Regions from separate parts of the Homo sapiens genome. Here region 2 is linked to region 1. Evidence: chromatin loops called from intact Hi-C (ENCODE). Cell type or tissue: PC-3. All regions are shown on one strand. Links, peaks and the distances in the headings refer to the core of each region. The heading gives the core; the rest is flanking DNA.

What was found. Hi-C counts contacts between places; a loop is a spot of excess contacts. Peaks named below come from ENCODE experiments on the same cell type or tissue, not always from the same donor. Only the 100,000 strongest peaks of a DNase experiment are listed, where the experiment ranks them.
Region 2: a loop joins it to region 1, with 20 times the contacts of the local background. A loop is called at or near these places in 7 of 110 quality-filtered maps.

Annotation. Positions count from the first base shown.
Region 1 is chr3:54,867,017-54,874,942 of GRCh38, forward strand. It overlaps CACNA2D3 (calcium voltage-gated channel auxiliary subunit alpha2delta 3), which reads left to right. Exons shown (of 38, transcript NM_018398.3): 18 at 4,523-4,606. It overlaps CACNA2D3-AS1 (CACNA2D3 antisense RNA 1), which reads right to left. Exons shown (of 7, transcript NR_046666.1): 7 at 7,589-7,926. Among named protein-coding and RNA genes, the nearest start is that of CACNA2D3-AS1, 30 kb to the right of the region's middle. In PC-3, for the core only: a CTCF peak has its summit at 3,508 (motif pointing right); a DNase peak (open chromatin) is centred at 3,575; H3K27ac peaks cover 647 bases.
Region 2 is chr3:55,010,177-55,018,102 of GRCh38, forward strand. All of the region lies in intron 34 of CACNA2D3 (calcium voltage-gated channel auxiliary subunit alpha2delta 3), which reads left to right. Among named protein-coding and RNA genes, the nearest start is that of LRTM1, 86 kb to the left of the region's middle. In PC-3, for the core only: a CTCF peak has its summit at 3,187 (motif pointing left); no DNase peak of the experiment used is centred there; H3K27me3 peaks cover 468 bases.

The DNA of each region.
Region 1 (7,926 bases), core at 1,559-6,558:
AAAGTATCTGTTTATAAACCTTTGGAAACCGTTTGCAATTAGTTAATCACATTTTCAAAGGAAGTTACAGATTATAGATACACTAACAAATGCCATACACGATGCTTAGGCCCCGGTAACCAACTCCTCACGCAGAAGAAGAAGAAGTGGTGGAGCCGAGGGACCTGGGATTTGTCCCCTTTTAAAACTGCATGGGAGAAGGGAGATTGGGCATGGGAGTTGGACATATGAGAATTTAGTTCTTTTTCTGTCACTCATGGGGGTGAGGGGCGAGGGGGAGTAGGCAAGGAGAAATCAACTGTGCCCAGACGCAATCGTGTATCTTGGAAAACAGTGAGGCATTTTATAAATCACATGTTCCTCAATAATCATGGAAGCACCAGTGTTTGTGAATACTTCACATAACATGTACTTTAAAAGCCATTCATTTGAAAAGAAAAAAATAAAGGAACTAAATATATACAAGTTGGAATTCTGTTGACTACTCAATGCTTAAGATCTAAGCCAGCTTTAAAAAAAAAAAAAAGGCCTTTAAAAGGGAAGGGGGATAATATGGAGATAAAGTATTGATACATGAAACATCCAAGGATTTCAGGTACAGCCTGATCCAGGTGCACACACCACCTTTTCAGGACTCTCTTCATATCTTTTCTCTGCTTTCCCTGCACTGGCTTCATGCCCAGGAAGACTCTCTCCAAGTAGTGGCAGAGATGGCCATGAGCTATTCCAAGCTCCCATCCTGGCACCTTAGCAACTCCTCTTTTCCTGGATAAATCCAGGAATGCATCCCAAATTGAATCTCTTGAATCTCATTTGAATTTGCGTGGGTTATGTACCCACCTCTGAACCAGTGACATCCTGGAGCGATGTGGGCCTCCCCCACTGATCAGGCCACATGAAGGATGGTTGTACCTTCACTAGAATTATGCTTAATGGGAGTGGTGCCCAAGGAGTTCCCTACAGGAAAACCGAGGTGATTAACCTGGAAAACATGGGGAATGGGTGGTGGCAGGCCAAAGCATGGGAACCTTCCTAATGGAGTGCCACTCTCTGGCCTTTTAATGTAGTTTCTTAGTAGGGGAAAAGAGGTAGGTGGATTTAGGCTTAGTACATTAGAGTTGTCTCATAGCTCTTGGCCTGTTATATCTATGCAACAGCCCACTGACTTTTCCTTTTCTCACTCAAATTAATCACTCTGCTGCATGACTGTTTATATTCTAAAGGAGCTTATTCTCTAAAAAAGACCCAAATGAAAAGTGTTTCATACCCATTTTACGTACCTGGCTAAGCAGACATTGTAGAAGGGCATTCTTAAACAGTGTTCCAGAGGAAGTATCCCTACCCCCGATCTGTATCTTGCCATGAAATTAGACTATAGAGACTTGCTGGAATATGGTGGCTCATGGGCTAGTATGATGGGAAATCTTTTATTCCATCACTCTCTAATCATTCCAAGTATCTTGAATACCTTTTTGGTGAAATATACTGTATTTATTGAGAGATTATAAAAAACGAATAAAGACATTTGGGGAGGATCAGAAGTCAAGAATTCTCTGCTGATTCCACCTTTGCCAAATACCATCTAAAATGACTTGGGTTCTTTAGCGCAGGTATGAATTTTCGGCCAGGAGAGTCTTCAGTTCAAACTTGTAAGCTCCACACCAAGCAGAGACATATGAATGTGATTGTCTGACACCATCATAGTCAACAAACAGCTTCTGTCTGCCTATGGTTTGCAGAATGGTGACCAGTAAAATTATTGAATGGTCTTCTTCATTTCAGGAAAATGAGATATTAGCCAATTTTATTCAATGAGCCTGTGTCATTCCACAAAATGCATGACTCTCAGGAATCTTGCTAGCTGAATATTAAAATATTTTACTGTGCCTGGGAATGTGTTTGCCATTTTACATACAATATTTCATTTAATACTCTCAACCTTTCTTTGCCATGGAGGTGCTATTGTTTTTACCCATTTTGTAACTGACGAAGGAAGCTTGGAGTAGCTGGATACCTGGCTCAGGATCACACACCCAATGTGATGTGAGTGGTGTGACACGGCAGAGCCACTGTGACCTTCTCCTCTGAAAAAGACACGTGGACACTTTTTTTGAGGACGAAGGAACATTTGTTGCTCTGGAGCTTGTAGTCTTTTTTCAAAGCTCTTTAACAGTGGTTGAAATAACATGAGGCTTAGACATGAAAATTTGACAGAGGCTGGTGTTGGGTGGGGTGTCCTCTACCATACAAGCTATGCGATCTTATTTAACTTGTGATTTAATTTATTTAACTTGTGAGAACCTGTTTTCCCAAATGCATTATGGGCAATAAATTGACCTTAAAGAAGCAGAATTAAGAAGGATAAACCACAAGTAAGTCCTTGGGAAAGAGTGAAGCACTGTTTAATTGACTTTGTATCTTTAGTGCCTTGCACTTAGTAGTAGGTATACAATAAATGTGCATTGAATAAATGAATAAAGAAGCACTTTGAAGTGACCAAAGAAAGAACTTCCTCAAAATAGACAGTTTAGATCCAGTATCAGGCTACCCAAGAAATTACGAAAGTTCTGCATGTGAAGTTCAGGATCTGGGCTGTGTGAGTTTCTGGGGTACCTAATAGTTCTCAGTAATGGTTCTTAGGTAACAGAGGTCCAGAACGACTGTCTGACTCTAAGTCCTCAGGGGGACACTACTATCCCTGCCCCGCACTCCTCCACACTGAGGGGCAAGGCACCGCTGCTGACAACTCCGGTTGACCTCGTTGCTGTTCTTTTCTGTTCAGCCCAAGACTGCATCTCACAAGGACCAGGGCTTCCATGCACACAGGAACTTTCCTTAACAAGATCCAACTGCTAATCTGCTATTGTTTACAGTGGCTTCTGAGGGAACCACTTTCCTTCCCCTTCATCTGGAGTGGATCTGATGTCATAAAACTGACCGTGAATGTCTGTTAATTGAAAACCTAAGAGTAGTGGGGTGGGCTCACCGTTGATCAGGGTGGTAAGAGCCCACTGGCCATAGGAGGCTAGGCACCATCCTAGGTAGTGGTGAGGAGGGGGAGTCTCCAGAGAGGTCGCAGAGTTCCTGAAATGCAGTTGACAGGTAAGAAAAGAGTGCATGCGTGGACACTTGGCCCTGTTTGGCACCACAGTGGTGCAAGATCGACCCCTTCTGGCCCTCCCCTCATCCCACTGGGGGTCAGTTTACACTTGTCTGGTTCAACATATGGGTGGCAGTTTTCTCCTTCATGCCCAGTATGGCCTCAGCACCTGTCTCCATAGTAGCTGATCAGTGTCAAAAATGGCAACCTATGGTTTTGGGGTCTTAAAACACTTAGACTGACCCTGCATCTCACTTAGAACCTTCCAGTTAAATCAAAAGATGACCAAGCTGGAGAGAAAAGTGAAAAAGAAAGCAGTATACATGCATATATATTTTTCCAATGTGCCATTAACCGTAACTGATGAACGTGTAAAGGGGTTGCTAATCCTTAGCCTGCAGCAGAGGGCAGACTTTCCTACATTATAAACACCCCACAACCAGCATGAAAGGCCTCAAGACACAAGAATGTCCAGACACAAGAACGTCCGGTCGATAAAATGGTAGGCTTGCAGGGTGACTAACACCAGTGATTTAGGGGAGAAAACTAAAACCACTTCCCCAGTTATTCATGCACTCATCAGCTTTTCCGGAGAAATGCCCTAACAGCCATTACATCTGGCTATGATTCCCAATACCCTCATCTACTCCAGGTAAAGGAGCCATGCTTAGTTCAGTACTGCTGTGGCCAGTGTGACAGCGAATAGATGGTTCTGTGTGTCTGCAAAATGCCACCAGTATGCTGAGCCCAGCCCCAGCTCTGGAGATCAGTGCTTTTGCTTCCTAGCTAAGGAGTACGGGTAGGTTTGAGACAAAAGGTAGAGGAGAGAGAATTATAAAGTATAGGGGGATATGACTAGATTCTTTGGTAAATGTAAGTAAGAAGCCCTTTCTCGTATCACGGACTGAGTTTTAGCAGCTTTGGGATACACACACACACACACACACACACACACACACACACACACACACACACACCATTCAATGGGAAGACAAATCCAACTGCTAACTAGTCTGCTATGATTTACAGAATTTACATTGTTTACATGTATACCATATAGGTGGAGACACACACACACACACACACACACACACACACACACACACACCCCCCATTCAAGGAGGGGACAGATTTTCCTTTGCATCTGGTGTTTTGGAAACCAAGAAGTCTACAAGGTAAATTCATATCAAGCAAAGAGTTAACTTTTCTACTCCCAACTTGGAGCCAATGTTTAGAGGCATCTGACCTTGGCTTTCCTGTCATTAAAAGTCCCTAGGACTGTCACCCTGCTGGGCTTCTCACCCTCATCGGTCCACTCCCAAGCCCTGTCCATGAAACAGGACTTGGGAAGGTAAAGATTGCCCTGGCTGATGACTTCACGGACTTTTGTTTTTCTTTTCTTTTTCTTCTTCCCCTTGCTAGTACGAAGAAGGAAAAAAGCGAAGGAAACCTAACTATAGTAGCGTTGACCTCTCTGAGGTGGAGTGGGAAGACCGAGATGACGTGGTAAGTGATTTGTTTTCAGGCCTCGTGGAGAAGGACCTGCATTGTACCCACTTCTGTACCTGGGGGCGATCCCAGGAGTTGGCCAAGAGGCCCACTGAAGGGACACCTGGCTACCAGAGGGACGTGGAGACAAGGGGCCTTTGTACCATGTGTGGAGTTTTATAACTCTTCAGCCGGTCAGTCGGACCAGTTGCAGACAGGCCAGCCACCCCAGCTGCTTGTGCAGTCTACTAAAACCATCCCCCTGCGGACGCTGGTCCCCTCTGCAGCTGATGACTCCAGCCTTCTTCCCAGTACAGTGGATGGCCCCTGACATCTTCAGTGGAACCTGGCTGGGCAACAGCAGGCTCTGCCTGGTGCAAAGTCAGGGTGCCTGCAGGCCAAGCAGGCAGGTTCCTGGGCAGCAAGAATTCACCTGTCAGGACCTCATTGGCACAGCCCTTGTTTTCAGAGTACAGCCCAGGGCTCTGCAGGCTCACTTTTCTCCTGCTTGGTCGGCTGCCCATTTCCTGTACCTTCCCAGCCTTTCATTCTGCTCTGGCCTTGCTGCAATTGCACCCCATGCTTTTTCCCCACGTAGATTCAGCCTATGGTGCTCTATCAAAAGCTCTCCTTATACCCATGACTTAACCCTGTCAGGTCTTCTTGGTACTTCCTCAATAAATCAGATTTCTTAGACACGGCTGCCTTTGTGTGAATCCAGGTGGACTCTCCTTAATTAAATCATAACTTCCCAGGTGTTTCCATCTGGGTCCCTACTCTTCCCTTTTTCTAAGAGTGTGTCTGTGCTGAGGCCACGTTTCTCTGCCCTACCCTCCCAGATTCGTCTAGGGTCCTTTCTTAAGTTCCACTGTTGAGTTGGCGTTGTTTCCATCTCTCACTGCATCCTGCTCTCCAAAGGGATGTTGAGGAGAACCATTTGAAAGCCCAGCCTGGGTTCTCATGCCTTCCAGAACAGGGGGCCAGCATCACAGTGCTTCCGCTGCAGCTTTCCTTCTTTCCACACGCTCTGCACTTTGTCACCAGCTCAACTAGCATAAATCTCTCATTTTCATCCTTGCTGGTAAAATGTGAGAGCCATACCTGTTTTAGAAACTTAGCCTCTTTTCTTCTTCATCTGCTCTAAGTCTACTTAAACCCAAGTTTAGACAAAATAACTTTGCCATTTGATAAAAGCTCCTTCCTCCTCCATACCCTTTTCCCCGCAAGCCAATGAGCTGACATAGTGTCAGCTCAATAGCATGGTCGAGTTTTCTATCTTCTTATTCCTTAAACACTGTCACAAGGATCCGGTCAGTTCTTAGGACTGTCCTGCACCTAATGTGCCCACCCTGGCTTAGCGCAATTGTGAGGAGTGCCACTCAGGTTTTAGACTCCTGCCAGGTTCAAATCCCGCCTTCTCTGCTTGCCGGATGTTTGTCTTGGGTGAGTGATTATGCCTCTCTAGACTTCAGTTTTATTTTGTGTTCTTTGTTTTATTTTTCCCCAAGAAAATGAGTGTGATGGCAGTTGTCCCCACCTCATAGAGCTGTTCTGAGGATTAAATGGATTAATAGATTGAAAAACAGAGAAGTACTTGCACTGTTCTGGGGAGTAAGTAAGCATTCTACAAGTGGTAGCCATTGTTAGTATTATTCTGACCTCCTCAGTCCTCAGGGGACCCTGTCATGAATGAATGTCCTGTGGATTTACAGTTGCTAGGAATCTTTGGAGGGGACTTTCCATTGTTGCCCTTCCTCTTCCTTCTTCACTTTATCTGTTGATTTATTTTTTTTGTTGTTTGCTTGTTTGTGACCTCACTGAATCGTCTCCCTTTTTGCATGCTACTTGAAGAGATGTATGACTCAGCTCACTCCAGTCATCACCTGTGCCCCAGCTAATTTTCAGTGAGCGAATGTCTCCTTTAGTAATCACAGTTTGGGAACACTTTGTATCTCCTCATCCTACTTTGCTTTCTCGTTGGAGCTGCAGGCATTGGATTCGCAGCCTCACGTGTGTGTTCTTCACCTCCACATGACACCCAGGACTGCGTTCTGTCTGTCCAACTTCAGAGTTGGACATCTCAAGCAAGTCCAGTGCTTTTGTTCTGCACAAATTGTTCTCTGGTTACGTCTTTGGTTTGAGTCTCTTAACTTGTCGCCTTGGAATATGGTGCATTTGGAATGTGAATTCCTTCTCTATCAACATATTTGACTTGGGAAAACCCAAACCACCATTTCTCTCCTGGGGATTTGCATGTCACTAATTGGAGAATTCTGGAATCTACAGAAAGCATCATTGTGAAGTCTGCACAAAATCTTACATATCCATGTGCTGGGCCTTGGGATTTGCACCTGAGTAGCAGAGGACAGGGTTTAGGTTGAAATCTAGGAAAGAACATGTAAGCACAGCCCACTGAGGAAGAAGCAGTAGAGTCTGCCCAGATGCAGAGAATTTCTTGGAAGGTGAGTTCTACTTCTCTAGGAAGTAGGCTCCTGAATTTAGTAACCACAGTTATAACCTGCATACTTCCAAAAATGAAGTAAGTTCATATATACTGTTACAATGTATATAAAATAGACTGGCTAAAATTAAAAGAAAAAAAGACAACAATTTAAAACTATTTATAGCAGTATGAGCAGGACTTCTGTCCCACTCTGCAGGATGAGTTAGGCATCAGGGCAGGAATACAATAAGTAGGGCAGATCTTTGGCGGACCCGTGTGCCAGCAGGGGATTTTGAGACATGCATAGCCCAGTCTGAATTGCCAGTGTAGATCCCCTCTGGGAAGGGAAAATTATCTTAAAAATAGCGTTTATCCTTTGGTTATAAATTCTCAGAGATGGCACAAGGAATTGAGGGTGATTTTTTTGTTTTGTTCCTATTAACTTCCAGTCATTCCCAAGCTTTCCACATTGAATGTGATTATTAATAGAAAAAAACTCATAAAAATAATAACTGCCATATATTAGCTCTTCCTGTACACCAGTACCATTCTAAGTTCATGAGTGAACTTATTTATTTATCACAGTGAACCTATGAAATGGGTGTTTTATCTCCATTGTACAGGTGAGGAAACTGAGGCAGAGAATGGATGTAATGGCCTAAGGACATAGAGTGTGGATTCCAACTCAGGCAGCCTGGCCCACAGAGCCGTGGTCTTGACACTTGGATATTCCATGGAGAGAGCCCTTAAGTCCTTGAGTCCAGGAGTCCTTGAAGACTCTATTTCAGTGACGCATAGTATATGGGTTATCCTCCTCGGGGGGTGCAGAAAAGATAGGGAGTGCCTTGCACATAGTAGCTGCTAAACAGATGTTTGTCTGCATGGTATTGTTGTG
Region 2 (7,926 bases), core at 1,150-6,149, 140 kb after region 1:
TAAACACTGAGTACACATGGACACAAAGAAGGGAACAGCAGACACTGGGGCCTACTTGAGGTGGAGGGTGGGAGGAGGGTGAGGATGAAAAAACTACCTATCGGGTACTACGTTCACTACCAGGATGATGAAATAATCTGTACACCAAACCCTCGAGACATGCAGTTGACCCGTATAAAAAACCTGCATGTACCCTCCACACCTAAAATAAAAGTTGGAAGGAAAATAAATAAATAAAAGAAAGAGTATCCGTAATTATAATGGTGGTGACACTGTGACCATGACAATGATGATGATCGCCTCCAAATCCAGTGATCCTTAATGAACGCTGGCTCCAGCAGTCTGCCCCAGGCCTGCCCACTCATGTGCTATTTCTCAGATACACTCTGTTCTTTCTTTCCTTCATTCATGTTCATTTTCCTACTTGGGAGGCCAGGGACTAGTAGGCTATTACCATTCTTATTATTTCTAACTGTCTGTCTTTTAAAAAAGAGATTGATTAGTCACATATCAGCATTGCCCCAGGTGCTGGATCTATTTTAATCTAACATTCCCTTTCCTTTCCCTTAAGATCCCAGTCTGTGAGGATTCCCTCAACTCCCTCAGGCAGAATGAACATTTTCTTCTTGCTCCTGCCCCAGTCAGCTCATGCGTTATCCTATCTCTTCTTTACCATTATTGCCTCACTGTTTGTGTTTTACACTAACCTAGAATTTCTTGATGGTAGGAGCTGTGTCTTAAACATTGTTCTCTCTTAACACCTAACTGGTGCTGAGCACACAGTAGGTGCTTTATCTTTGCTGATTCAATATCCTAACAAATCTTTCTGGTGCTAGGCATGACCATTAGGGTCACTATAGTCATGGCTTTGTAACTTACACATAGGCTCGTTTTGCCGGAATCCAGGAACTCTCTGATTTCTGCTTAGAACATGAGATGGAGCAGAATCTGCTGAGTTCTGCCCCTGCTGATGCCCGCATAGTTTGCTCTCTGATAACTGGGAGCCTAATCCATGCCTGTCCAGGCTTGGCTCTGCCCTGGGAGGCTGACAGCCCAGTGGAGCAGGGCCCCTGTGTGCTGCTTTCATCCACACACATGCACATTGGTCTGGTGACCCCCAGGACTGGGACCCAATTTTGCTCCTCCCTGCTGGGTTGAGTTCTGAGTGACAGTGAGTGCCCCAAATCCCACTTATAGAAATTCAGCCTGAGGACATAAACCTGGATGGGAACAAAGGTTTCTATGATAGGATGATCATCACCAGGGAATTTATAATCGCAAATACTGGTAACTCTTTAAATGTCTAACACTAAAGACCATTTTACAATAAATTACAACCCATCCACAGAAAGAAAAATGATTCTGTTTCTGAAAACTTTTTGATGAAATTAAAAAAATGCTCATGAAATTATAACAAAACAAGACAAAACCCAGGAAACAAAACCGTATATACACAAAAACACATAAAATGGTGGGAGGAAGGAGATATGGAGCTAATTAGGGTCAGTAGTTGGTATGGGAAATAGGGAGTCAATAAACAAACACCAACATATGAGTTAGGAAAAGAAGACTATCATGTCCCCGAAAGGAAATCTTACCTGTAGTGTCAACTTGCTTTTGTTAAAATTGCACATGATTTGAAAAAAGAAAGATGAGGAAGAACCTACTAAATGCGCACTTGGTTATCTTTTACCATTCGCTTTTCTTATTTGACTCACTTTTCCACAATTTTACTAATAGGAGTGAAAAAAAATGAGATTTAAAAAAAATAAAATCAATAGAGCCCAGGAAAATGAGTTGCAAGTTGGTTAAATGGCTGCTGTCTCTGCGGCACCAGTGACCTGGGGACAAATCCCCTCTCCCTCTGAATCAGACTGTGAGCTCTGAGAGGCCGGAGCGGCTTTGGAACCTAGTGGTTAGGCACCCTGGGTAGCCTTTCTCTGCTTCTTGCCTGCTGTGAGGTTCTGGGCAAGTCACTTGGTCTCTCTGGACTTTGGTTCCATTTGTCAACAGAGGAAACAATAGACATAATATGGTTGTGAGAGGTGAATTAAGCAATGCGTGCCAAGCCCTTGTGCAAGTACTCCATGCATGGTGGGTGGGCGCTCATGCTTTGGGTGGTGGTGGTTTTTTTTTTAACCGAAATGTCTGGTTATTTCTTAGGAGTTTGCACAGGGCTGAAGGCAGCAGGCTTGTTGTTTTCAGTGGTTTTCTTTTTGGCATTCTTCTTCATACCTAGTGAAGACGCTCCCTTCTCTTCATGTCTGCTTTCACTCCCACTTCCCTCATCCTGGCCTTGACCTGTTTCCCTTCTTTGTGACCTGCCACCACAGACATCTAGTCATACTGTTATTTTGGTCCTATGGATTCTAGAGTTTTTACTGAATGCCATTCACTATGATCTTTGCCTAGAACAGTGGTTTTCAAATGGGGGCAGTTTTGCCTCCCAGGGGAATGGCTGGAGACATTTTTGCTGTCATAGCATGGGGGAGGAGGGTTCTTATTAGAATCTGGTGCGTAGAGGCCAGGGATGCAGCTAAATATCCTGCAAAACACAAGACAGCCCCCATAACAAAGAAATATCCCACTCAAAGTATCGATAATGCCACTGTTGAGAAACCGTGGCCTAGACCAAGGGGTGCAGAGTAGGGGACAGTGACTAAGGGAGCCAGGTATGGTCTGTGCACCCATGACGTTGAGAGATACTTGTGAAGGCTCCCATTCTGCAATTTCACCACCCCCACCCCAGCTGGACCAAAAGTGGTCCAATTTTTAGCTGAAAGGAATAATATGGTGCTTCAGTTCTCTATTTTCTGTCTTAAGGAGCTTTGTAGAAAGGACCCCAAATAGATCATTTCAGCATGTCCTCTGACTCCCACTGCCAGACTGTGAGACCTCCTTTCCACAGACTACAGAGAGACCTTGTCACATAATTGCATCATTGATGCATGGTGTGCTGATACATAAGTGCTTTGCCATTTCCAGAGAGCTGGCACATAGATTATCTTCAGATCTGTTCAACATACCTGAGGGGTGGGGACTGCTAGAATTTGCCACCAAGCCTCTCTGAAGCACCTAAGTCAGACAGCTAAGAGGCAGTGGACTCAGACCTAAGCCAAGACCTCCCTCAGCTAATGACGACAGCGAGAGCTGCAGCTACTGCACTGGAATTGTCTCATTCCAGCTGACAGCCCTCTGCTGGGCATCAATATGACTTTTTCCATTTTATGGATGAAGAAAAGAAAACAAGCAAAGGTGAATTCGTCCATCTACAGGGTTGCTGTCATTGGGATATCTTATTAAATGTAAATATAAATCCCAGACCCAGCGTAAGGAGGGAAATGTTCCAGGCACCATATGCTATTGGCTTGCAAGGTTTCTTCATTCTAAATTTACCATTCCCTCAAAAGATAAAGACCCTGAGCTGAGACATACATCTTTGTTTTAGCTAAAAATGGAATCCATAATTACACTGTTTATCTGCTCCATTTCCTTAATGAAGGGGACTGTGGAAGCCCATTTCTGCTTGATTATCACAAAGGTATCATTTTGGTGAAGTTACACAAAGAGAACAGAGCTTGCTGGCACCCGGTTGTGAACAGGGGTGCATTCACAGAAACAAAAGAAGAGGAAGGCTTTTCAAATGGCAAATCTATTCAATCCCAATTGTCTGCACATAATTACTGTGAACCCAAGTCAGTTTTTCTCATCAGGGACATTTGTTGCTAAGGGAAAATTAAAGAAATTCAGTTGTGCGGACGCTCCCTTGGGTGCTTCATTGTGAGTGGGTGATAGGTCATGGTGACATCGGTGTAACTGGGATAGGAGGCACAGCAGTGTGGGCTCCAGGATGTGAGGGCCAGGCTCGCATCTGGACCCCATCACTCACTGCAGTGTGACCTTGGGCACGTGTCTTCGTTTCTGAGCTTTAGTTTCTTCATCTGCAAAATGGGACAGTAGCAAGGGCTTGTTTATTCTATGGTGATGAAGATTCTGCCCATGCTAAGGGCCTGGCACAGGGTTTGGCATGTAGTAAGTGCATAGTGAAGATTGATGGTGAAGGTGGTGGTGGTTTACTGTGTGAGTTAATGATGATTGTGATGAGTCACTCTCTGTGGGACCCACGGCAGGCAGTGTCTGCTTCTGGAACCTCATTTTTCACTTCTTGTAAAAGAAGGAATCAGCCAAACTGAGCTCAGTGATCCTTGAATACCTACAGCTTTGTAAGATGTGAGTTCTGAATGCCTAAGAGTTAAAACAGTATCCAGTATGGCTAGGCACAGTGGCTCACGCCTGTAATCCCAGCACTTTGGGAAGCCAAGGTGGGCGGATCACTGAGGCCAGGAGTTCGAGACTAGCCTGGCCAACATGGTGCAACCCCCATCTCTACTAAAAATACAAAAAAACTAGCCAAGCATGATGGCGCGTGCCTGTAATCCCAGCTACTTGGGAGGCTAAGGTAGGAGAATCGTTTGAACCCAGGAGGCGGAGGTTGCAGTGAGCCGAGATCACAGCACTGTACTCCAGACTGGGTGACAGAGTGAGACTCTGTCTCCAACAGCAACAACAACAACAAAAACAGTATCCGGTAGATTGCAAGCAGCCTCAGTTATTGGTTTGAAATTCCATAGATAAATAGTAGCAACTGCACATATATGTGGTGTTTTCCATAGCACTCTAGACAAAGTAAGTTCTAGCCATGTTATTTAAATTAAATGTGGCCATGGCTTTACACGATAATTCACGTTTCCCAAAAGCACATCAAGCAATTTCCAGCCAATAGTCGTGCTGCAAATAGACCCAACGGTTTATCACTATATCAGCATGGAGTGCCCTACAATTGTCAAAGGAAAAAGAATTTCATCTCCAGAAAGGATCAGAGCCAAATGAGTCTCACCATTGAGAGTATTGGACTCATTCCATTGTAACTGGGCCCAGACAATTAGAATTAGAGATGGTGCAATTATCAGGCTTATTCAAATCACGTGTGCTGCCTATCTCAGCCTGACCCAAAGACCTTTCTTATTTTTTTTCATTGGCTGAACTTCACAGAGCAGTTAAACATATACATGCTGGAGCCAGACAGCCCAAGGTCAAATTTTGGTTCTGCCACATACTCAGTGGATGAATTTGGGCAATTTACCCTCATTCTTTTTCCTCCATTCACCATCTGCAAAACAGATAACAACTGTTCATACCTCATAGTTTATTTTTTAATTTTGTCATGTTTTACTATTAAATTAATTAATTCATATTAAGCAGGACAGCATCTGGAACGCAGCAATTTCTTCATAAATGTAGCTGTTATGCCATCATTAGTTTTTTATATTCCATCTGCATGCTTGTGCCGCATCCACTTATAACCTAAGCTATTGTATACTTAAATCTTTATTTCATGTCAAGGGACTCACTTTTTGAAATTCAAATAATTTAAATATGAAAAGAAAGTTTTATAAACTGAAAACCAGAATGACTTGCCATACAGAGAAATCTGTTGTAAAAATCAGAACCATGAAAATAAAAAGTGTTGCCAAATTGTAGCCAGATCCTATGAGCTTTGTGTCTGGCCTCTTCAGCTTAAAAGGAGAGGAGAGCAAATGAGAGAAAGAAGTGAAAAAGATAGAAAGGTGTTAGAAACTCCCTGCTATCAAACAAAGATGTCCTTCTTACAAAACAGACGCACTGAAAAAGATTTGGGAAGAGAATGATGTTCCCACCACGTGCCTCTTCTGTGTTGTTACTGTTGGGCCTGGAGCACCTAAAATTCACCTTACCCTCCATCTGAAAGGCAAGAAACAAATGTGTCGTAAGGGACAGAGGTTCTCACATTTTTTGGTCCATTTTATTCTATTTTATTTGTTTGAAAACACTACTCAAGAGAGTCATTCTTGTATTCAGCAGGCATTTAATGTTCCCTCCAATGAGCTAGCATCTTGGGGACAGAGGGATAGTGTCTGAAACCTGGCCTTTCTGGAGAATGACTACCAGCACTGTACAATCAGTGTAGTCAGGAGTCAGAGAGGCAGCCATTTGCTTGCCTTTTCTACCAAAAAGTGATGGTTCAAAAAGCCCGACTCCATGAAATAGCACGAGTGCAGCAGGAGTCATGGTGGTAGTAAAAACATACACTTAAGCAGCACTCACAGCGTGCCAGCTACTGTCCATGTAATTCATTTGATTCTCAAACAACCACACAAGCTTGGTACTGCTATTCCCATTTAGCAGACGAGGACACTAAGATGTAAAATGGTTAAAAGCTTACCTGCTGTCACACAGCAGTGGCAGGATTCACTGCCTGGAATTGGTGCTTTTAGCTACTACATAGCTAGCCAGCCCCTGGCCTGTGGATGGTAACATTTGCTAATGACTAGCATTTCATGAAGGCTGTGTGCATGCATGTAGGTGGGCAAAAGTGCGTGCAGGCTTCACTCTGCTAAGAGCTGTGCATGCTTTTGTTCATTTATTCCTCAGAACGATCCTGTGAGGTTACTATAGACATTTCCCCTTAATGTCAGTGACCAGTTACTGAAAATTCTATATTCTGACTAAAAGAGCTGATGACGAGTCTACTTCCTTTTGTTTTAAATAACAAAGATTACAATGCATTGTGCTCCAACCCCAAACCCCCAACCAATTTCCTCAAAATAATTAAACCTCAATGAAAAGCCTACATATAAGAAACCGTCATGCTAGGATACTACAAATGCTTAGAATCGTTTCCTGATCACCCCACAAGTGTTTGGTTGTTACTCAGCAGTTGTTTTGTGTGCAGTAGCACTGATGGCTTGCTTAGTGACAGCAACATCCCACATGGACAGTGGACAAAATATCTCCCCGTAGTTCTGCCCACCAACCAGTTATATTTGGAATGTAACATGAGAGTTTGTTCACACATAGTTTTGTTAAAATCCCATTGAATTTTGGAATTGAAATGTAAATAAGATTTTTTTTTCCTACAAAAACAATAGCTGAAGGCTTTGTACAAACTTTGGTATTGGAAATCTACAAACATTCTCTTGGGGAAATGTTAACCAGTAGACCTCCTGTGAAGAGTACCTATGCTACTAGCATCCCCATTTTACAGGTGAGAACAGTGAGGATTCGCTAGAAGTAGCAAAGCAGGGATTGGTACTCCAAACTTCTCTTACTTCAGAGCCTTCACCCTTAACCACTATACTATAGTGTCTATCATTATTGTCATCATTATAATGTCAAAATGGCTTCATTAGAATGCTACCGTTATCTTTGTTGTTGTTGCTATTATTATTATCATTATTTGACATTTACTTAACACTCATTATGTTCCAGTTACTGTACTAAGTACTCAATATACATTGTTTTATTTACTTCTCACATCAACCTCTGATAGAACTTTATTATCCTCAGTTTACAAATAAGAAAATTGAGACCTAGTGAGGTTTTGGATCTTGCCCACTGGACAATCAACTGCCAAGCCTCTACCGAGTGCCTACTATGTGCTCATCCACATACCAGGGTTATTTAGTGCTTTAAAATTGACATGTTGTATTATTGGACAGAGAGCTTCATAATAGTAGGATTTGGTTCATGGCTGTGCTTCAAAGACATTACGTATTTTACTATTTCATATTTCAATTTTCTTTCTATAATAAAACCATGCAATTGTATCATGACCTTTGTCTCACCCTAAATAATATGGTATAACTTATATTTTATACATTTATTCAGATACACATATGTGTTGTTGCTAAGTTTGAGTAAGTCTGAAGTCAGAGACCCAGTGACTGATGTTGTCCCAGAAAGTAGAATTCTTGTGATGCATAAATGATAGCTGATCCAGCCAACACAACTGTTGGAGGAATTATAGCTTATAGAGTTGCTTGGCAGATGAAATCACTTGACTAATTAGAAAATAATGCATTATGCTGTGCTAGAAAAATCACAGAG